2 separate regions of the Homo sapiens genome follow, and region 1 is linked to region 2. A link is a loop called in an ENCODE intact Hi-C map of the cell type or tissue named here. Cell type or tissue: Calu3. All regions are shown on one strand. Each heading gives the region's core, and the rest is flanking DNA. Links, peaks and the distances in the headings are about the cores only. Region 1 has its middle 93 kb from the start of YTHDC2. Region 2 has its middle 76 kb from the start of LINC02200.

Region 1 (9,076 bases), core at 827-8,826, 1.1 Mb before region 2:
GCTGTATTTTTATTTCAATCCTCAATTTATGAAAAGACCATATAATACCCTTTTGTATTACCCTTTTGAATTTAGTTAATGTTTACACACAGGATTTTTTTGCAAGATTAATTTTACAATATTTCCACAACTTGCTTAAACATTCAGATGTATCTTATCTAATTTAAGACAATCCTTTATTCCTAGGTGAAATTTACATTTCCATGCCTTCTTATAATCTTCTACTAAAGACACATTTTACTGCTTTTACACACCTCATACGTAAATCTATTTTTAGTGGTTTAAGTTACATGTTATAATGATAACTTTTAGCAGTTTTTAACTTTAATGTGAAACCTGGTAAGTTGTTTTGATTATGTACTAGACACAGATAAAGTCACTTTTTCCAGCATAGTTAGGGGTGTGGTTAATTTTGTACGTCCCCAGGCCTTACCAAATTGTAAAGCAGGCAGCTTACAGTCTTGAAACATTTATCAAACCTAGTATCAGACTTATATGATGTAGACCACCCATTTGCATTTTGATGACATTTATATTTTACCAATAATCCCTAAGATTATTTTTATTTCTTAAACATTAAAGCCACTTGCACTGAAAGGCATTATAGCTTTTATATTTGCTTTAAAAAATACTTGATTTAAATGTGTATTTTTCTTTGAGCCAATCAATTAGAGCTGTTTTATAGACATTACACACAACACATATTTAGCTATACAGACAGACAGAAGATTCAGTACTTGTAAGATTTTTCATTTGCCAGTTTCTTAACTGAATTACTGGCTTCAGGGTAGAGCCCTTGGAGGAACAGGGCTAGGAAAGCACTCATTTCTAGGGTCTAATAAGCAGGCACAGCTGAAGGCAAAGACAGATCCCCAAAATTAAGGGTGCCATTTTATACTGGATCCTGGATCCCCAAAAGGAGAGAAATACTATAGAAGAAGATAGTGCAGTGCTTCTACCATGCATTTTATTGCAAGGCAAAGCAAAGCCAATAAGCCTATTTTGTAATCAGCCCATCCCCCATGGGAGTCTCATCTCTTAGTGGGGGTAGGGATGTTTCCATATCTTCCAGGTGGTCAACAGCGTGCTTCTCTGATCCAAATGTGCAAAGAGTCAAGTATCCCTCCATAACTACTAGTAGCCATCCCTTAAAGTATATTTCCTACCTCGTTAGTACACACCAAAGGTCTCTCTAATGTGAAGCAATTTCTGATACTCCCCAAACTCTAAACCGTCAGATAACACAATGCAAAATAGAACAGAGCCTTTCATTTTGAGAGGGATTTATCCGCTTTTAATTCTGGGATTTCATGAGGAAAACAGAGGTTTTTTTCCAAAACAGGGTCTCTGGCATCTCCTCTGTTTTTCCAAAGGAATTCCAGGCTACCAAAAGTTATCTTAGGCCATCTCATGTGTGCATTAAGAGTGGCAAGACAGGCTGGGTGCAGTGGCTCATGCCTGTAATCCTAGCACTTTCACAGGCCAAGGCACATGGATTGCCTGAGCTCAGGAGTTTGAGACCAGCCTGGGCAACTCGGTGAAACCCCGTCTCTACTAAAATACAAAAAATTAGCTGGGCATGCTGGCATGCGCCTGTAGTCCCAGCTACTTGGAAGGCTGAGACAGGAGAATTGCTAGAACCTGGGAGGCAGAGGTTGCAGTGAGCCGAGATCGTGCCACTGCACTCCAGGCTGGGTGACAGCGTAAGACTCTGTCTCAAAAAAAAAAAAAAAAAAAAAAAAAAGAGTGGCAAGACAAAAAATGGAGAAAAATAATTCAGTCAACTGAGAATAAAAACCTTTTTCCAGAAAAACAAGACCCAAGAAAAGAAAAACGTATAGGCCTTTAAAATATACCTGTAGCTTGAATATCCACTTTTAATTAAGCTGAGCTCTCTTTAAGAAAATCATTTAAGATATCTTGTTACTCAACATTAGCCACACCAAGTGGTTAAGATTTTTGGCTTTTGAACTTTACCAAAAGTAACCTCACAGGTGAAACCAATAAGCCTCCATTAGGTTATGACTTAACTGCAAGTGTATGAGGTATTCTCAAAGGGGCGGTAAGCAACTTTTGAAACTGTCATTGCAAAATGACTGAGACGGTAAAAGAGGTCCAACCCAACCAACTCCATCTTGCTTCCAGCCCCCAAGCTGTCCTTGCCCATCCCTAGGCATAGGCCAAACCAACTCTGGGAGGAGCCTAGTTTACAGTTTATAGCCTAAAACAAAGATGATAGCAACTCCTTCCCAAAATAAGCCTCCCTCTTGTCTGGGCACTAGACCAAGAAACTAGCCACAAGATTAGAAACCATGGCTCAGGAGTCGTGCAGCTGGAAGCTGCAAGATTCTGACCCTCCCTAAACTGCTCCCAAGATCAGTGCTCAAGATACTTGGCAAACCCTGCCCTTGATGGATCAGCTGGCACCACCCAGATTGACAAACTGGCTCATCTGATTTTGTAGCCCCCACTCAGGAAGTGACTCAGCACAAGAAGACAGCCACCACTGTAGAATGGCAGAGACTAAAACAAAATATTGCCACGTAGTCACAGCTCATGTTCCCAAGGACATAAAACAAGATGGAGGCCTGCAGCAAACTTCATCACCGATCATTTTGTAGGGCTGGCTTGAACAGCAGGTTTATGAGGTCCCAGTCCTAAGGCACCCTTTCTTTTGACAGAACCATGCAGAAAGACATGCAAAGCACACCAGATTGACGACAGCTTAAGACCAACTACACAAATCCTTTTTCATTAATTAAAACTTAACAGAGAATGTAATCAGTGATCCTTATTATCCCTTTTACCAGTTTGCCCAGAGACAGAGAGGCCAAAAGCCCAACTGGTTAAAAAAAAACTTTTACCGTTTTGCTGGCATGTCAGCTTCTGGGTTCCCTGCTCCTGAGCTCAACTCTAAGCGATGCACTTTAAGGTTTGGGGAACTTGACATTTCTCTGTTTGGAGGAACATTATAAAAGAAGGAATAGGAGCCATTTTAAACTGTGAAAGAAGGAAGGAGAAATACCATAGAAAAGTCTAGCGGTTTGGGTAGTAGAACTGGAGGAGCTGACATGTGGATGGGGGGCAGGAAGGGCCACAGCATCTGGAAGTTGCATTCGAGGGTTGCATTCAAGGGTTTCCTGAGGGTTTGTTTCTCTAATTTTGGGGAATCATTTTCTTTGGGCCCTCCTGATATGACTGGTAAAAAAGCTGAGTTGATTGTGCAACACTTGCAAAGTTCTAGTAAGAAGGCCATGCCCTTGTGCATAAGAAAGTGACCCACTTTTTCTTTAAAATCTAGTGTCAAAGGAGTCCCAGTGCTTCAGAACACATTCCAGAGGAATTCAGGCTGAAGATGGTCTGTTACCTATCTAGAAAGAGAAGCAAGAAAAACGTATGCCTTTAGTCTCCTTCCTTTCCTTTGAAATGGCCCAAGGTAGAGGGAAAGACAGTGGAGGCATCCCCCCACCTGTTTTCCCTCCCTAGTTCCCTGAGCCCTGGCATTTATTAAATGTGCCACCCATGGTTGCAGGCATGACCCTCAGCATGGAACCAAAGGAACTAAGCGATTTGGGATTATGTTCACTCTTGTGACTTTAGTCCTCCACTTGTGATATCCCTTTGATTTCCTGGACTCATCTGGCCCGTGTGGCTCCCAGAAAGATGGATCTCAGGAAAAACTACATAATAGTTTCATGTGAGCAAGACCCATTTAATGGAGGGAGTGTACTAGATTAAACTCTATATCCTGCTATTATGGCCCATGCTAAAGCACTTACCCTTAGAGAATGGTTCCGGTGAACTTCCAGACATAAAATCTTCTTACTATTTAAGTATCGTTTTAATGGGAGGTAGAATATGTGCCTTAAAAGAACGTAGGGACCGAATGGCCATTTTCCTGCTGATGGGACGGTATCGAGACTAAAATTTGATTTTAGAGGATTTTTTCCTCCTCATTGCTGAAGGGAGAGTTTTTCCATTTACAGAAGCGCATAAAGCCTGGTCTCTAGTAGAGAGGTGCCAAAAGGGAGGAGATTTCTATTCCACTAGGTGGTGCTGTTGACCTTGAAATGCCATGTGCCCTCCAGCCCAAGGGCGGAGAAATGCTCACAGTGGTGGGGCGGGGGAGTGGTGGAGACCCTCAGTTCCTAGAAAAATCACAAAAACGACATTCCCTTGAGCTATATTCCTGGTTACTGCAGCATCCTACATTTCCTGATCTTGCCTAATAGGATTACTTCCCTGAACTGTAAAAATTCCCACCACATTGCATACAGAGAGAGGAGACATGGCAGTCGCAGACAGGAAAGGAGGAAATTATGATAAGTAAAGCTGGAGATCCTGTTGCCGATGCCTGATTGAGCAGTTGGAGGCGGGTCAGTCCAGAAGCCTTCAGATAACACCAGGGTGTAGACCTGGCCAGAAATCCTCCAGGACTTATTCCAGCCCCATGCAATGGCTAGGTTTCCATGAAGGGAAATCAGTTCAAAACACAGCCAAAATGCCCAGAATGGAGGCCGACAGCCTTGAAATGAAAGGATGTCCCAGATGGGGCCCCAAAATGAAGCGGCGACATTGTCTGGGATAAATACCCGAGGTTCGTTGTTTCACGCCAAGGGATTCAAGGACATGGACACACAAGTAGAGAGTTTAAGAGCAGAGGTTTAATACGTAAAAGAAAAAGAGAATAGCTCTCTATTCTGCACAGAGAGAGGGGCACCCGAGTGGGTCTTCCAGTTTTGTGATGAAATAAACGGGGTTTTGTAGATGAGCTTGAGGAGGTGGTGTCTGATTTATATAGGAGGAGGTGGTGTCTGATTTACATAGGGCCCAAGAGATTGGTAGAACCAGTTGTTATGTTTGCATGGGGTTCAAGGAAGCTGCCCATCCCACCCTAATCTTTTATTGTGCAGATGGGCTCTCTACCTGGCCAGCGCCATGTTGTCTGTTCCTTACTGTACACGTGGTTCACAAAGGGAAGATGGAGCCACCATGTTGAACATGACTGGCCCCCAGGTAGCCTTTCTCTACTGGCACAGCTGCTGGTATTTACCTATGCAAGATTTTAGCTTGCTTAGTTATGCTTGCAGCTTGATTTTTCAGGCTGCTTTTTGTTAGAAAAGAAATGATTTGGGGGCTGCTTTTACAAAAAGGAAAGCTTACTGAGGACTTTCTTACCCTATCTGCCTAAATAATTTCCAACTCCTGTATCGAAACGACTGTACTTTTTCTACCACATTATCTTTGTGTCCTTGTGAAAAAAAATCAGTTGCCCATAGATGTTGAGTGTATTTCTGGACTTTCCATTACTTTCTACTGCTCTATGTGTCCACATTTATGTAAAAACCAGGTTGTTTTGTATACTAAAGTGTCTTAGTCTGTTTGTGTTGCTATAAAGGAATATCGGAGATGGTAATTTATTTTTTATAAAAAGGTTTATTTGGCTCATGATTCTGCAGGCTATACAAGAAGCATGGTGTCAGTATTTGCTTCTGGTGAGAGCTTCAGGCTGCTTCCACTCATGGCAGAAGGCAAAGGGGAGCCAGCTGTACAGAGATCACATGGCAAGCAAGAAAGCAAGAGAGAGGGGGATTAATCTATTCACATAGGATCTACCTTCATGACCCAAACACCTCCCATTAGGACCCATCTCCAACACTGGAAACCAAATTTCAACATCAGATTTGGAAGGGGTCAAACAAACTATATCCAAACTATAGCATAAAGCTTTGTTAAGTCTTGAATTAGATAAAAATTAAGTATGGGCCCTCTAAAGTTGTACTTTTTCCATTGTTTTGGCTATGCTAAGGTCCTTTACATTTCCATATAAATTTTGAAATCAGCTTGCCCATGTCTACAAAAAAGCCCACTTTTGTGATTCTGATGAATCTATAGATTTTGCAGAGAACTGACTTCTTAGCAATATTGAGTCTTCCAACCCATGAAAAAGTAAATCTTTGTTTTTTAGGTCATCTTTAATTTCTCTCAGCAACATTTTGTACATTTCAGTGTATAGGTTTTTCGTATCTTTTGTCAGTTATTCCTAAATATTTATCTTTTTTGATGCTTTGTAAATGGCATTTTTTCTTATTTTAACTTACAGTTGTTTGTTGCCAATATACAGAAATACAGCTGGGTTCTTGTATATTGATTTTGTATCCTGGAACCTTGTTAAACTCATTAATTAGTTCAAGTAGCTTTTGGTAGTGGGAAACTAATAATTTTCCCTGCCCCAGAATCTTTGTTGTGATAATATAACTTTGCTATTCCTTTGGAGAACCATTTCTTTTCTACTCTTGGTCCATGTGTTTGGGAAGACATTTAACAGAGACTAATTAGCACAGTGATTGGTGTAGAGACAATGGTGTACGTGACCAGTTCATCCAATGAAAGTAAATGCTGGAAGTTATGAGGAAGTCAATGGGAAAACATTGCTTTTTCTAGCTAGTTCAAAGTAGAATGTTACTGATTTCAAATTTAAGTCCATTGTGGTCAGAGAACACACTTTGTATGATTTGAATGCTTTTAAATTTATTGGGATTTGCTTTGTGGCCCACAACAGGTCTATCATAAGTATTATATGTGCACTTGAAAAGACTGTGTATTCTAATCCTGTTATGTGGTAAGTTCTATTAATGTTAATTAAGTCAAGTTGATGGATAGTGTTTTTCAAGCCTACTATTTTTTGCTGACTTTATGCTTACTTTTTCTAACAATTATTGAGAGACATTGAAATCTCTGACTATAATTGTCAACTTACCTATTTTTCCTTGCAGTTCTATCAATTTTCACTTAAGTCATTTTGAAGCTCTTTTATTATTAAGAGCATAAGCTTTTAGGATTATTATATCCATTGATCTTTTATTAAGTTACTGTCTTTATCCCAATTATATTCTTTGTTCTGAATTATCCTTTGTCTGACATTAATATAACCATTCTAGCTTTTTAAAAGTTAATATTAGCATGGCATAACTTCTTTCATTTTTTTAACATTTAACCTGTGTGTCTTTACATTTATGATTCATTTCTTGTAGGCATCATGTAGCTGGGTCTTGGTTTTTTATCCAATCTGACAAGCTCTCCCTTTTATTTGGAGTTTTTGGACCATTCCACTTAATATGATGTATTAGTCTGTTCTTACGCTGCTAATAAAGACATACCCAAGACTGGGTAATTTATAAAGAAAAAGAGGTTTAATGGACTCACAGTTCCACATGGCTGGGGAGGCCTCACAATCATGGTAGAAGGTGAAGGCAAAGGCAAGTCTTAACATGGCAGCAGGCAAGAGTGCCTGTGCAGGAAACTGCCCTTTATAAAACCATCAGATCTCGTGCAGCTGATTCACTATCATGAGAACAGCATGGAAAACCCACCCCCGTGATTCAGTTACCTCCCACCAGGTCCCTGCCATGACACACGAGGATTATGGAAGCTACAATTCAAGATGAGATTTAGGTGGGGACCCAGCCAAGCCATATCATAAGATTACTAATTTTTTCAGTTTGAGTCTATTGTCTGTTTTCTATTTTTGTTGTTGTCTTTGTCTCTATTTGTTATTTCCATTTGTTTTTTGTACCATTTTCCCTTTTTTGAAGTTTTGCAAGTCTGGTGGGAACAGGCACTATTTTTGGCCATTTATAAGCACCAGGCACTGTTTTCTTTAATCCTTTCAGATGGTTCTTTTCCTGACTTCAGGTAGTTTTTGCACGCATGCACTGATCAGCAGCTTGCTGAACACTCCAGAGGGACCCTCTGCAGAGAGTTGCGGTTTACTCTCTATGAAATTCTCTCATCTCTGGTCTTCTGTCTGTTCTAAGAGCTCTAGGTGCTTTGGTTTTCCCACTCTTAACTTTGTCTCCTCAACTCAAGAACTCAAGAACCAAATAAATACAGCCAAATGATTTTTTGACAAAGGTGCAAAGGCAATTCAAGAGAGAAAGGGTAGTCTTTTAAATAATAGTGATGGAACAATTGGACATTCATGTACATAAAAATGAACCTCAACCTATCTCATACTTTATCCAAAAATTAACTCAAAATGGATCATGAATCTAAATATAAAACTATAAAACTTTTAGAAAAAACAATGGAAGAAAACCTTCATAACTGGGGGTTAGGCAAAGAGTTCTCAGTATGACACCAACATCACTATCCATAAAAAAAGATATAGCTTATCAAAATTAAAAATTATAAAAAATGTTAAGGGAATGAAAAGACAAGCTACAAATAAAGTATTTTCAAGTCACATATCTGACAAAGGACCTGTATTCAGAATCTATAATGAACTCTCAAAACTAACAGTAAGAAAACAATTTTGAAATGGTCTAAAGACTTGGAGAGGAAATATAGGTGACTTACCCAAAGAGGATATATGGTTGACAAATAAGCACATGCAAAGATGTTCAACATTAGTGGCTATTAGAGAAATACCACTTAACCCCATGATCAGATACTATTGCACACCTAATAGAATGGTGAAAATAAAGAATACCGACAATAGTAACAGCTATCAACAATGTGAAACAACTGGACCTCTCTGACATTACTGGGAGGAATGCAAAATGATATAGCTATTCTCAAAAATAGTGAATACTATTCAGCAATAAAAGAAAATAAAATGAATTGTAGATATAAACAATAATTTGGATGAATCTCAAAGACATTATGCTAAGTGAAAAAGCCAGTCTCAAAAGGTTACATACTGTATGATTCTATCTATAGGACATTCTCAAGAAGACAAACCAAGAATGTCAGAGAACAGATCAGTGGTTGGCAGGGGTTAGGGGTCGGGGGGATGATGTAACTACAAAGGGGTAGCACAAGGGAATTTTTTAGGATGATGAAATTGCATCCTGATTGTGGTGAAGGTTACCTAAATTTGTACATGTGTTAAAATTCAAAGAACTGTCCATCTTTAAAAAAGTTCATTTTACTCTATTCATTTTAAAAGTTAAGATTTAAAAGAAAACTTTATAGTAAACTAATACTAAATGGTGACATCTAGTTGTCCAGATATTCTGAGAAGAGCAAAGTGAAGAGCTTCAGTGGGTCCCTGAGTCTGAAACATGCCTGGTAT
Region 2 (9,076 bases), core at 647-8,646:
AAAATTCCTACAAACCCTATTAGAAAAATTGACAACAAAAAATATAAGCAGACAATGCACATAAAAGGAAATATAGAATAAATGACTTTTAAACATATGAAACTCAATTTTGTCATTGTAAGTGAAATGTAAAGTAAGAATATAAGCATCAGTTTTCACCTATCAGATTATCAAAGATCAAAGATTTTGAAATTATTTGGTGTTGGCAAAGTTGGAGAGAAATGAGTATTCATGTAGAGTTGATGGGACTATGAATTGGTATAATCTCAGTGGAGAGCATTTTGAGATTATTTTTCAAAATTAAAAATGCCCAAATCCTTTGATCTAGTAATCCTACTTTTAGAAACTTATCAGTAGATATATTTTACCTGCACATAGAATTTATTTCATTATCAAAATTGCAAGAGATTAGAAACATATTTGTCTATCAATATGGGACTGTTCATATAAATTACTATTATCCATACAATGGAATAACAGCATGTTTTATGTTTAAAAAAAAAGACAGAGCTGCATGTAATAATATGGCACTATCTTCAAGGTGTAGTAAGTGAAAAAGTAAGGTTTGGAACAGCATATAGCATATTGCAATTTGTGGTGAAAACAACAAAAGCAATGATATGAAAATATGTGTTGAATATCTCTAGAAGGACATAACAAGAAACTGATTGCTATGTATGTCTGGGAGGAAGGAAACGGGAGTGTGGGAGGTCAGGAGTAGAAGAGTAGAAGGGGAGTTGGCTTTTTTTATCTACCACATGCCCTTTAAAATTGTGTGGATTTTTTTTTCTGTGTTTTTCCCTATTAAAAGTAAAACCATTTAAATTAATTTGGTGATTTAAAAAAGAAAAATAAATGTTGACAGCGAACAAGGTAGCGTACTGTGCTTCTTGTTACCTTGCTCTGGTTCCTGTGAACCTGGGAGAACGTTGCAGGACTGCAGGAAAGAAAGGCCATTTCAGCAGAGGAGCATGCTGGATCCAGATGTGGCTTCACAAAAAAAGAGCAAGAATGGAAATATAGACTCTTCCAACCATTTGGAAGAGGCACTGATGCATCCGTTTGCATGGTCTAGCCCTTGAGTCATCTAATATGTGAATGAGGCACACTCAGGTTCCAGAGCTTTTGTGGTCTTGGGGTCATGGTAGGGCAGGGGACTTCAGGAGAAAACACTGGCAGCTGTTCATAGCATTATGGCCCACACCAACCCTCCTGATGGCTACTTGACTTCTGTGAGTATTTAGTTCTTTTCCATCTACAATGTTTAGAACCCCTTTCTCTGGCCCACAGAGGGCTGATGCCAGCCCACCATCCTGTCTTGCAAAATCAATGCCACTGGGCATAAGGGACTGGCAGTGGAAACCAGGTGAAGCTCTGCCAGCAGCCTCCTGCCATGATGGCCAGGTGGCACAGAGTGCCTGTCCTCATGCAGGGCAGTTACTGTTGTCTACAGAAGACAGCACAATGTACTACTCAGGTCTGCACGGGTACCACCCTCCTTCCTTTGCAGATGAGGAGAATGTGAAGCTGAGATCTCACCGAGAGACCAGGCTGAGTCCAGCCACAGTGCTGGCTCTGGCACTATTGAGCTCTTGGTGCTGACCCCACACAGCTCACTTCTTTGTATGATCTCTAATGAAATAAACACATCTCTTTCCTCTTTATGGTTTCTAAATTTTTAGCCCATAGGAAAGCCTAATTATCTAATGGAGTTTAGGTCCCAATTAAAGTGGAAATGAGGCCCTTGGAGCTAAGGTGGAGTGTCACCATCACATTCTAGGAGGGAAGGAGCACAGCACTGGGAGTCCAGAACCCAGAGGCCTGACTTGCTCATGAATTGACTGTGTGACACGCATCACAACTTTTCTGGACCTCAGTATCAAAGTTTAAAAAAAAAAGAATGGGCATGTGTATTTAATCAAATGTTGTAAATTGGGAGTTCACAGATGTGTTTTAGTTAACATGCTTTAAATTAGCTTTAATTAGTAGTCAAAATTGAGATACTTCCTATAAAAAATCTGCATTCTCAGCTCTCTTTGAGAAGGCACACGATCTGACATCAGAGGGCCAGCCTCTCCTGTGGCTCCAATCAGCTGCAGCTGCAGATGCTGCTGCCCTGTCTTTCAGAGCCCGGCCCCACTTCCACACCCACCCCTGCACCCATTCCCTCCACCACCACAGTGGTGTCTCTGGCCTGAATATTTACCCGATCTGCTGACCTTGCAGGCATTTAATTGCGGCCCTTAGTCATTCTGTAAGATTCCTTTCACTTTTAGGACGTAATGATTCTAAAATTTCGTCCAGCTGCCAGTCTAGAAAATATATTTCTTTTCCATATTACTTTAAATCGGGAGCATTTTGAGCTTATGTGGTTGTAGCAAGCCCTGACCCAATGCTTTTCTTTCTTTTTCCATTTGCTCATAGCAGATTATCCTTGGTTACCATGGTGATTACTATCCCTTAATGATACGCTGCTACCGCACGGGGAATATAATTTTCTTTGGTGCAGTGGAGGCAGTGGGGGAACAGTAGTAGGTATAAAAGCTTTCTCTCCTGCTCTATGCCTCAGGTGCTTCTCAGTCGCCACAAAGGACAAGTCAGGCTGCCGATCAGTCTCTCTAGACAAGCCAACATGAGAGCTGCTGCCAGGATTTAAATATCTTCCCTGGGTCTTGGTGCACATGTGGGAACCCAGATACAGGCTATTTTCAACCTCTGCAAAGCATTCTGCATCAAGTCTCATGGGACTTAATTAAAATAATCAGTTTGCACAGTCAAAGCTTTCGTCTCTAACTTTTCACACAAAATGAGCATCCCTTGTGCAAAGAGGCCTGCTCACACATACTCAGAGTGAGTGACACCTCTAAATGCATGCTTTTCCTCCTGGTCGAGATCCCACGGTTTGCATCTGGCCCTTTCTGACTAAACTGTGGTCAGTGGAAGGCAATCCATAACCCATAGCACTGCCCAGATCTTGTAGGCCTCACTTCTCTCACTTCTCTCACTTCATCTCCATGTCCAGGGAGATGGGAGAAGATGTGTTCTCCCTAATTCACAAAACCCTCCAGCATCAAGGGGCTTAGCCCTGGAATCTCACTTTGTGAGGCAGATTGGATCTGCTCAAGGCACCCAGCTGAAAAGGGCTTTGAAGTCCCTCATTTTGGGGGTCCAGTTTTACATCAAGGCCAAATAGAAAACCAGGTGAATGGATGCAATTGAACTTTCAGAGATGAGTTGATACGAGAGTCACCTCTACAGGACTTTCCCCTCTCCTTCCTTCTTTCCTGCCCCTTCAAATTCCCATACAGTTAAAATAAATAAATGAAAAGATAGGTGAGAAAGCAAGTGGAATCTAGGTGATAGGCATCTAGAGCTGTGCACTGTAGTTATTTCACCTTCTCTATACACTTGAAATTTTCATAAATGTTAGAAAATTGACTAAAGCAGAGTTCATACATGAGAGACCCACAGACCATGTCAAGCCCACAGACACAATTTACTTGGCAGCTCAGCGATATTTTTTATTAAATCATTTGCAAACATTTAAAGAGGAGATCGCACAAAAAAATCTGGATTTCCAGTTTCTGTAGACAAATCAGGAGATCTTACAGCATTGGCCCCACATTCCTGCATGGAAACAGTTGACTGGAGCTGGGTGGCAGCTGTTCCCTTTCGATGGGGCACATCCTCTCCTCTTGGATGCAGACCCTGCAACATATACATTCTTCACTTATGTTACTTGTATGGGCCAGTTTCTCAGGTAATGACATTCATCCAGAACAACCTCAAAAAGGGGAAAAAGTCATAGAAAAGCAGCTTATCGGTCTGTGAGCACTTGCGTGCCCACATGCAGTTATGTGGGAAAATGCAGTCCTACACCTTTGTTTTGTGTAGTCAGGTGGCAAGGCCTCCTCTTCCCTTCTACTCCAGCCTGCTGAGATGCCAGTCAGTGCCCCACCACAAAGCTAAGTAAGCAGAGCGGCTCATAAACAACTCTGGGTATGACTGCGTGGACAGGAAAGTCTTGCTTCAGGCTAACTGAGCCAGCCTTCATTTACTACAGAATGTTTGCCCTCTGACTAAAATGCCTTAGTTAGTGCAAGAGATAGACCAAGTCTCCTGTCAAATTGTCACCATCATTGTTTATCATAAAGCTTCATTGTTTGGTGCCAGGCAAAAAAGAGAGCCACACAGAACTCAGGTGTCCTAGAGCCTAAATTTGATCTGTGCATATCACAGTGGGAAATTCTACCTCTTTTGTTTTTCCTTTCTGGCCTAAAGGAGGTTTGTGGATTGAAATATTTTCTCAGAGGAAAATGGGTACTGGCCACAGGGTTCAGTGTTTCCAAAATGTTGCCTCTGCCTCTGCCTCTGCCTTTTCCTTGCACGGATCCACACTCTAAAGGATGCCTTCGTTGGGGTGTGCTGGGCTTCTGAGCTCTGTTCTGGGCTGAGAGGTCCTAGGTTGGAGCAATGTGAGTGTTGTCAGGAGCAGAATACATCCTCGGCGATAACAGCGAAGGTGAACTCGAGTCCCTTCGCCCTTTGGACTCTTCCTCCACTGCTTTCTATCGAACTTAGAATACAATTCATCTCCTTCCTTGGCCAACCAGTCCTTATGTGGTCTGAACCCGGATGGTCTTCCAGCCTCATTTTATCCCACCTTTCCCTCCCCTCTCCATGCTCTGGCTACACTGGCTTCTTTCTATTCTGAAACACCCAAAGCTTGTCCTTACCCAGGGCTGCTGCACTTGCTCTTCGCTCTGCCTGGACCACTCTTCCCCCAGCCCTTGGTCTGGCTGGCTCCTTCTCATCTGGGCTTCAGGTCACATGCCAGCTTCTCTAAGGCCTTTCCTGGCACTGTTCTCTTCCCCTCATGCCCTATTTCTATTCCATTACGGTGTTATTTTTCATTGAAATTATTACCTAAAATTATTTTCGTTTACTTGGTTAGTATCTGTCTCCTCTACTTCAGTGCAAGCTCCACAAAAGCAAGGACCTTGTCTCTTGTTCACCAGAGAATCCCCGCTGCCTGAAATAAACGTTTAATCAATGAATGTCCACACCCAGAGCGGGAGGGAATTCTAACAGTTGTGAGGCTGCTGATGTTCCTTCCAGTGAATGCTATGAAAAACTCAAGTCTATATACATTTAATCCTCCCCTAATTTGGATCTGCTTTTAAGAATGGCCTTTGGCCGTTTGTAACATCTGGATGCCAATATTAAAATAAAACTGGTGAAGAAGAAGGCTGAGATTTGATGGTTCCATGTATTTCCTTAAATATTATGGTTCTGTAAAATGGCTTTGATTGGTGACACAAAAGGCAAGGTTGCCCCCTAGTGTTTAGATGTGTAGATCTGTGTCACCAGCAATACCTTTTAAAAAACTGTGTGTATAGAAAGCCACACTTCCACAGCCTGCTGTAATATAGACCAGAATTTACCAAGGAAGCACAATTTCCCACAAAGTATCTCCTAAGAGACTCCAAATGGATACTTTCCATTCTCATGGGCTTCTGCCAAAAGTTGAGCTACTGTCTTTGTTAGCTACTAAAGAAATCTGAAACAACCAAGAGAGCTGTCTAGCTGAGTTTCACCAGATAGCACATTCTCCAGACTGTTTTCTTAAATGTCACCTTCCTTTCCCAGGCAAAGTAGGCTGATTATAAAGTAAGTAAAATCAATGTTAAAGAAAATAGCAACCCACCATCTCAACTGTTTTCCCCTTGGCCACAGAGGAATTTATCCTTAAAGTTCAGGAAGACATAAACCATTCAGAATCTTAAGTGGATGCAACCAAGCACAAGATTTCCCTGCACTGAAAAATCTTGGTAGTTTTAGGTGAGTATTTTTCATTCCTGAGCCATGCTGAAGACTGGTGAGACAAAGGAAAGCTGTAAAAAGTGGCTGGATGAGGGTGGCACCAGGGGAAACCATTTAATAAAGAGCCTGGGTTATTGGCTCCTACAGTATCACTCTGGGAAACTAGGTTATTAGAAATGATGGAAAATGGGTGGTGAGGTGAGCTGGTGGCTGGGAATAACCATGGCAACCAAACTATCCATTTTCTTATTTCGCTTTCCTTGAGACTAGAAATAGATCAAGTGTAGGTCACTGCAAACAAGTCCAGTGATGGTTTACATCTCCTGCAACAGCTTTTGCTGGCCTTTTTTGTGAGCATGTGAAGAAATGCTACCCTACTTTTGAAAAAATGTCATATATCTCTTGTCCCGACCACCTAGTTTGTGTTCTGTATATTGTGTGAATATGGTGTTCTATTTTTACTTTAAAATATGTTTTTTAAGAGTAAATAAGAAATAGTTGTGGAATTACAAAGCCAGAAGTAGAATGCTTTTTGGAGACCACCTACTCAATGCAGGAATTTTTTTTTGTCATGCTGAGAGATGGGCTCTATTTTAATCTCTTCAGTGACAAGGAACTCACTACTTCATGATATAACAATTGCATTGTTAAATTGTTGGAAATTCTTTATTATTTTTATTTATTCACACAGCTGATATTTATTTAGCACCTACTCTATGCCAGGTACTGTGCTGGGCACTTTGGATCTAGTGGTTAACAATATGAACTCTGAACATGAAGTCCCTGAACATAAAGAAGTTATAGTCTTCTCCTTGTAACTTTCAGGTGAATATGTGCAATTGAAACTAATGAACAGTATTTTCATGGTACTGCTACTGTTTCAGCAACAATAGTTTTAGTCTTTTGTTTCTCTGATCAAGAATCACATTTTAAGGAGAGAGTATCCGATTGGCTTGAGTCCCATGCCCAGCCCTTGGCTGGAGGTGGCAGCAGCACTTCTTGATGTCCCTCCAGAATGTATCCCATGTGTCCAACCAGAGAACAGGCAGTTTTTGTTAAAAGTACACACAGGGTCATCCTAGGTTTTTCCTGGGGTTTAATGTCAAGACTAAATATCTCTATATCTATTTTCTAAAGGCAAAAATATTTAACTATCTCAGTGTTCCAGAAGCTCCTCATGTTTTCTTGGAGATTACTACAGTATCTCCAATCATGTCTGCAGGCTACTTGAGTGTTTTGGAAGATAATTCACTTGGACCCTGTGTCATATATTCTCTTAAAGCTGCAGGTGCACTCGCTCTTGCATTTACATGACCTACCTTGTTTCCACCCAGTCTAATTTGAATACCAGTATCATTGCTAGAAGAGGTCAGAGAACAATGTAAAAGATCTGCCTTCATCTTGCAGAACTGTGCAGTGTTTAAAAGAACAAGGGCTTTGGAATGAGAAATACCCGGGTTTAAGTCCTATTCCTGTGTTGTACTGGTTGTGTGGCCTTGGTCCAGTTACTCATCTGTTCTATGTGTCTGTTTTCTCATCTGAAAAATGGATATAATCTCATAGGGTTTATGGAAGATCAACTGTACAGTCAAGAGACAGAAATCACACTGATTATTTGAACAGGGAGATTTCATGTAAAGATTTTTTAATCAAGTACTCAAGAAATGAAAAGGCAGAAAGGAAACACTGAGAAGGCAGAAATCGTAGAAGCAGTTACTGCTCTAGAACTGGGTGAATACATGAAAGAGTTTGGAGTTGTTAAAGTTTAGAAGCTTGAAGGAGGTGGTGCCCCGCAGAGCTGAAACTGAAACCTCTGAGACCGGGTTGAGGGTCATTGCATTGTACTATTGCCTCAGGATTTTGAAGGTGGCCCCTGGTAGGGAATAGGTAGGACCGTGACCTTCAAGGAGAGGTGCTAACTGGTTGGTGCTGGGGTCTCTAGGGGGTATGATGATGCTGGTTCTAAGGGGAGTGATGATGCTAGTTTATCATGCCCCAGTATTTAGGGGTAATGCAAATATCAATTCCTGAATAAATGTTGGAATGAATTCCTAAGTGTCTGAGACCTCAGTGGTTGTCTCTTGTTTTAATTGCTGGAATTTTCCATTAACTTTATTACTCATGGAAGTACTAAGATACATCCCAGAAAATCCCCAGCATCTGAGACATGGTCCTCCCTACTTTCATTTTGCAGTAGCAACTGTTAACTTAAAAATCACAAGATGTATAAATTTAGAACGGGAGAAGAGACTATTTCATCTAAAGTGTTACAGCCTATAAGATGGCCATCCTTCAGACTGGGAAGTACAGCCTCTGGCTGGAGCCCAGAAACAGGCACTTGGAAGGAGGAGGGGTTGGGGTATAAGTTTTATACTGAACAGGTTGACTAAACATACATATTCAACAGGTTACAGGAGGAGCTGTGAATATTCATGAAGGTGGCCCTGATGCATACGTCTTGAACAAACATGCAAGTAATATAAAACCCATGTTCACTTTGGGGTGGAGATGCAACATTTAAGTGTATTATAATGAGGCCCTGTACTTCAAAAGATCTTTTCAAGACATGAAGGGATGCAAGTGCATAATCTTTGTAAACTGGCCAGAACCAGTCCAGGGTTGGTGGTTTTCTTATCTGGGGAAAGTTATTGAAGTCAGTCTCTTGTCCAGTGAAAACTGTAGTTATGGCTGGTGGAACAGTCCAGTGAGTCAGCGTCTGTGAGCTGGATGAGTTGTGACTGTTTTAATCGTGCTTATCTTGAGGCCAGTGCTTGTTTAGTTGCTGGAGAAAAAGAAAAATTTTGTGGCAGTTAGAACATAGATTATTCTTCAAGTGTAGGGATGCGTGACTTAACTCTTGCCTGACATGGCCTTAGGTCCTTTTTATATGTTGGTATCTTATTGTCACCAAGAGTCTGTTGTGTTAAACTTATGATCTTTATTTTAACATTTAGGCTGGTCACTTGTTCTGTCTAAGCCATAAAAGGAGGTCTAATGAGGTAGTCTGACCTGCTGTCCCATGATGGTCAGGAACTCAGTTTTAAGCTTTTTCTGGGGTCCCCTCAGCTACAAGAGAGTCTGTTCTCAGTAGAGAGGCCAGGGTTGGCGGGGGCAGGGTAGGATTTTATTTTTAGTTTACACAACACAATTTGTTCTTGGTATTCAGGATCAATCATCCCAGCCAGGAGAGTAATCCTCCTCTTTGCCTGTGGGTTCAGGAGCATGAGTACCCCCAAATGACCACTTGACAGCC

The links. A loop is a pair of places that touch in the nucleus more often than their neighbours do. Peaks named below come from ENCODE experiments on the same cell type or tissue, not always from the same donor. Only the 100,000 strongest peaks of a DNase experiment are listed, where the experiment ranks them.
Region 1: a loop joins it to region 2, with 10 times the contacts of the local background. A loop is called at or near these places in 19 of 110 quality-filtered maps.

What each region holds. Positions count from the first base shown.
Region 1 is chr5:113,601,705-113,610,780 of GRCh38, reverse strand. No RefSeq gene overlaps it. Among named protein-coding and RNA genes, the nearest start is that of YTHDC2, 93 kb to the right of the region's middle. In Calu3, for the core only: a CTCF peak has its summit at 4,054 (motif pointing right); a DNase peak (open chromatin) is centred at 4,080.
Region 2 is chr5:112,547,881-112,556,956 of GRCh38, reverse strand. No RefSeq gene overlaps it. Among named protein-coding and RNA genes, the nearest start is that of LINC02200, 76 kb to the left of the region's middle. In Calu3, for the core only: a CTCF peak has its summit at 5,339 (motif pointing left); DNase peaks (open chromatin) are centred at 5,346 and 8,486.